Regions from separate parts of the Homo sapiens genome. Here region 1 is linked to region 2. A link is an interaction called in ENCODE POLR2A ChIA-PET data of the cell type or tissue named here. Cell type or tissue: endothelial cell of umbilical vein. All regions are shown on one strand. Each heading gives the region's core, and the rest is flanking DNA. Links, peaks and the distances in the headings are about the cores only.

What was found. ChIA-PET counts read pairs that join two places held together with the same protein. Peaks named below come from ENCODE experiments on the same cell type or tissue, not always from the same donor. Only the 100,000 strongest peaks of a DNase experiment are listed, where the experiment ranks them.
Region 1: POLR2A ChIA-PET joins it to region 2 with 7 read pairs; 3 of 35 experiments call an interaction of 5 or more read pairs at or near these places.

The regions. Positions count from the first base shown.
Region 1 is chr21:25,924,905-25,927,707 of GRCh38, forward strand. The region is part of intron 13 of APP (amyloid beta precursor protein); the gene reads right to left. Among named protein-coding and RNA genes, the nearest start is that of GABPA, 190 kb to the left of the region's middle. In endothelial cell of umbilical vein, for the core only: no CTCF peak of the experiment used is centred there; a DNase peak (open chromatin) is centred at 1,207; H3K27ac peaks cover 2,500 bases.
Region 2 is chr21:26,039,322-26,042,124 of GRCh38, forward strand. The region is part of intron 5 of APP (amyloid beta precursor protein); the gene reads right to left. Among named protein-coding and RNA genes, the nearest start is that of APP, 130 kb to the right of the region's middle. In endothelial cell of umbilical vein, for the core only: no CTCF peak of the experiment used is centred there; no DNase peak of the experiment used is centred there.

The DNA of each region.
Region 1 (2,803 bases), core at 168-2,667, 110 kb before region 2:
TTTGGATCCCATGGAAAAATATTTATCTGCAACTTCTCCACAAAATGGAAATTTGTTTTTAATCTTATCTAACAGGAGATTCGCATATGACCAATTCTTATCTTTTAAATAAAAATTTACTTATGTGCCTGCCTGAAAGGACTGAAGATCATACCTCTACGCTCTCTTCCATGTCCTTTCTTCTCTCTCCCCTGACACAGCTGCATTGGAAGTAGCTGTAAATGGGATGGACTAATTTTCCCTACCCAGGAGGCCCACTGTAAATCAAGCGGTCACCCACTTCCAGCTAGGCATTTTGCCACACCAGGGCTATGAGAAACAGATTTAATTTTCCAATCAGCAGTTCTGTGCATGTCTGATTCTTGGCTCAACATACAACTGCTATGCTGTTTATTATACTTCATCTCTCCATGGCCTCTGAAACTCCCCAAGGCTCGGGTTCGTCATCCGCAAAATCGTGGGAGGCTGGTTCCATGGTTCTTGCAGTCCCTTCGCTTTGAATCCTTTTGTCTGTACTCTTGCTACATGGGTGTTCTCTGGGAGTTTGTTAGACATGCAGAACCTCAGGTCCCACCCAGATCCAGGGAATCAGAATCTGCATGTTAATGTGATCCCCAGGTGACTCTCATGCATGTTACCATCTGAGAAGACCTACCCTCCACCACACTGACCACAGCCACGAGCTGTACCAAGACACCACCACACAACAGCCTCGGTTATCCCTTCATGAAAGAAAAACAAACATAATGGCTGGGCGTGGTGGCTCACGCCTGTAACCCCAGCACTTTGGGAGGCCGAGGTGGGTGGTTCACTTGAGGTCAGGAGTTCAAGACCAGCCTGGCCAACATGGTGAAACCCGTCTCTACTAAAAAAATACAAAAATTAGCCAGGCACGGTGGTGTGTGCCTGTAATCCCCATTATTCAGGAGGCTGAGGCAGGAGAATTGCTTGAACCCGGGAGGTGGAGGCTGCAGTGAGCCGAGATTGTGCCAACTGCACGCCATCCTGGGCAACAGAGCAAGGCTCTGTCTCACAAGCCAAAACCAAAAACAAACAACAAACAAAAAAACAATTCTCAAAAACAAAGCAAACAAAGCAAGGCATGAGATGAGTGTGAGCCAAGAAACAATACTGCCAGGGGAATATTGCCAAAACACCAGAGTCATGCCTTGAAGTTTCTTATCATCAGGGTCACATTTCTGAACCAGAAAGCCACAGGAAAGGAAAGACTGGTCACAGACTTCCTTCTTCCCTGGACCATTTGTTACGGGAAGTTCTCAGGAAACAGGTCAGTAAGTGTAGAGGGCATCACAGGACAAACTTCATTGCTGGGTTTCCCAGAAAAGAGCAGCTCTCCCCTACTGAAGACACTTTTAGCAGACGGGCCTTCACTAGTGAGTAAATATACTAAAGAAGCATGGACTTACTTGTAGGTCGGTGGAGCAGCTGATTTGGGAGAGAACCCATGAGATCTTTAAGGACGGTAGGGATGTTCTGATTAGCATATATGCTACAGCCATCTGCGATGCCAAAGCCATACTGTGATGGGACTATGCCAGTTATGACACCTTCATAACCATGAGAACTGCACTCATGGCCTTTTCATACCCATCTGCTGATTTGATAACCACAATAATCTTCCTTAGTGGGATCACTACTCCCACTGACAGTTGAACAAACTGACATCCATCCTGAGAAGTATACTTAAAACTAGCAAGTGGCAGAACTGAAATCTGAACCCAAGTATCCCAATTCCTAATGCAACCTTCTCACTGTTCCATGAAAAGTTCCATTTTATAGAGGACATGGCTATATTACTTGGATTAGAAACTAATATTAAAGAAGCATATCACGCCTGTAATCCCAGCACTTTGGAATCATGAGGTCAGGAGATCGAGAGCATCCTGGCTAACATGGTGAAACCCCATCTTTACTGAAAATACAAAAAAAATTAGCCAGATGTGGTGGTGGCACTGTAGTCCCAGCTACTCGGGAGGCTGAGGCAGGAGAATGGTGTGAACCCCGGAGGCGGAGCTTGCAGTGAGCCGAGATCGCGCCACTGCACTCCAGTCTGGGCAACAGAGTGAGACTCCGTCTCAAAAAAAAAAAAAAAAAAAAAAAAAAGGAAGCATAAACCCATCTATCATCACAAGCACCCTCTTTTTCATACATTTCAAATTTTTGATAGGTTTGAAAAAGAATGAATTCGACGGTATCTTTTAGAAGCCAGGATAAAAGAGATTAAAGCAGTAGTCCAAGGTCACGGAGATTCCTGATGGTGGAGCAGGGCTGAAAAGCTCCCTCTTCTAGCTAAGTGAGGCCTGCCTGTCACTTTGCTTGGACAGCCCATTCTCAATAGCACTTTCCTCCCAGAACACTCTCCCAAGTCTTTAGGTTTCCCTTTCTCAGGATGAATACGATGGCTACGTGAATGGCCAGAAGTTTCACCAACTCTAAGTCAAATTGTAGTGTAGCGACCTAGGCACTTCAATGGTCAAGAGAGATACAGCCCTGTATGACGCGGCCACATTTTCCAACTTGGGGAAGAATTTATACACATATTATCACAAAGTAAATGCTGTACCACAAATCCAGTTTTTATCTTGACCTCCAGAAAATTAGGTCAGTTATTTTTAGCTACACTATCAATCTTGAAAATCTCCCAGAGTTAAAACTCAGACTACATGTCTAAATCGGGGTTTATTTTTGTTTAAAAATAACAGTTTCCTGGCCACACATGTTTAAATGAAGCATGCTTTGTCCCCTTATGGTAACAAACTGCCCTGGAAGGGACACAAACAAA
Region 2 (2,803 bases), core at 226-2,725:
AAGGCTGGCAATTAGGTCACTAAGCAAAAAATCTTGGAAGACCAAATTCGACCAACAGCAAACAGTGGTCTCAAATGTAAAAGAAAACTTAGGTTATATGCTACGCTTACAATAGCAAATTATGTATACTGCTTGAATTACTATTGATCTAAATAAAATGGTGCTATGCTATAAAGATTATTTTCAAATAATTTCTAATATCAAACTATACTTTTGAATACCCTTGGCAAATCTTTTCCAGAATTACACATTCCTAAAACAATGAGCCAATCCACAGGCACGTGTGGCCTACTATATGCTCAACATTCACTTCTCTTTAAAACAATTTACATGACAAAACAAAGTACAACAGTGAACATTCATCAGTTGCACCTTCAAATGTCTGACAACACAATCAGATGATCTGTGTGTCCTTTACTTATTAAATTGATAACAAATAGAAAATAAAATGTAGATCTGAAGGAAGCACTTAATTTTTTTAATTTGCTCAATTGCAAAAAATTTATTTATATAAATATATAAAATGAATTGCTATATTAAAAGAATAATACAAATTAAAATACTATAAATAATAACTTGACTGCCTTACAAAATCAATTTGAGCTACTGTATTTACAGATTGAGTAATCCTTATCCAAACTGCCTGGGACCAGAAGTGTTTCAGATTTCAGATTTTTTTCAAATTTTGGGATATTTCCATACATATAAGATATGTTGGAGATGGGACCCAAGTATAAACATAAAATTCATTTATGTTTCAAAAATACCTTATACACACAGCCTGAAGGCAATTTTATACAACATTTTAAATAATTTTTGTTTCAGAAAGGAAGTTTGTATACATTGAACACATAAAGTCACATAATTTTCTACGTTTGCTGTCATGTCAGTGCTCAAAACATTTTGGATTTTAGGGCATTTCAGATTTTGGATTAGGGATGCTCAACCTGTATTTTATGGTAATAAACCGCATTTCTTTAAAAATATTGTACATTCTTGGCTGGGCATGGTAGCTTATGCCTGTAATCCCAGCACTTTGGGAGGCCGAGGCCAGTGGATCACTTGAGGTCAGGAATTCGAGACCAGCCTGACCAACATGGTGAAACCTCGTCTCTACTAAAAATACAAAAATTAGCCAGGCATGGTGGTTGGCACCTGTAATCCCAGCGACTCGGGAGGCTAAGGCAGGAGAATCGCTTGAACCTGGGAGGCAGAGGTTGCAGTGAGCCCAAATCACACCACTGCACTCCAGCCTGGGCAACAGAGTGAGACTCCGTCTCCATTAAAAAAAAAAAAAAAAAGCTGAGTGTGGAAGCAGGCACCTGTAATCCTCGGGAGACTGAGGCAGGAGTACCACTTGAACTTGGGAGGGGAGGTTGCAGTGAGCTGAGATTGCACCATTGCACTGCAGCCTGGGTGACAGAGCGAGACTCTATCTCAAAACAAACAAACAAACAAACAAACAAACAGTACATTCTAGAGTTTAAGCTAATGAAGACTGTTCTCCCAGTATCTCACTCCATACAAAAATATATATTAAAAATTCAGGTGATCATGGCTTTGGCTAAGTGGCATTAGTCTACCACCTACAATTTTACATTGAAACACTGGGGATACTGCAAATGTTACCTAGTAAACTAAAAGTGTTACTTTGTAAACAGGGAGGGCAAAAAAGGAAGCTAGTTAGCTCCCACTTGGGACAGATTTTGTTCACTCTCTACCTCTACTCAAAGGAAATAGTTTGAACATCTCTAAATTATTTTCGTAATAATTGCCTTCCTTCCAAAACAAACATGGACTTATAATTTTGCTGAGTTCCTTGTGGTAAGTTACTGGTACTAGTTTAAGCCACATGGCTCCCAAGTAAAGCCAACAGTTTTTGGCTTGATATGCTAATATGTAGATTTTGAGGCCACAGTAAAATTAATTAACTAATTAAAGGGTTATTTTTCCATGTCACAATGGAGAGTCCTATCTAAATTAGGGGTTTTACACTGAAGATACAAATATCCAGATGGTTTCAACAAGAAATTAATGTTTCGGTGTACTATTGCCAGAGACCAGTTAAAATCATAAGAATCTGTATTTTCTTCCTCTTTTCCTACTATTTTTAAGCCAGGGAATTTGTACAGTTTAATTAAAAGATACTGGAGGGAAGAAAAGAGTCCATGCATCAGTAGCTTAGGATCCTTAGCACTGAATAATCCAACCCTCCAAATAACTCTTACAAATGAATCCTACAGTATTTCTCATTCAGCAATATCCTGTTACTGGGGCAACCTGTGCCATTAGGTCTCAGTAAGCAGCACAGTCTCATTGCCAGATGTAGCTCAGACAGCAGCAACTCAAGCCCTGCACTACAGAGGCATCTCCTCTTCCAGCCATCACCTGCTTGGAAACAAAAACAGACCCCACTGGTTTGGCCACACATCTGTAATCTGCTTAAGGCTATAAAAGTGTTTTGCTTTTCTTTTTGACATACATGTAGTCCAAGTTTATTCAATACAGGAATCGAGCATTTCTAAATAAGGACCTCAAAACTGGCAGCCAGTTCCCTCAAAAGAAAATGCAAGTTTCTGCTATTCTCCTATTCGTCATTTTCAAATGAGTTCTCCTATTTCAGTATAGACAGTCAGAAAGCCTCACACAGTCCTGGAAGCTGCCAACCCAGCATTATGACAGCTGCTTCTCAAAGCCATGAGCCATTTCATTAAATCCACTCTTACTTGACTCATCCACTGGCAAAGATTTAAAGCTTTAATTTATCTTTTGTATGATTCACTTTGCGGCCCTCTAAAGTTGT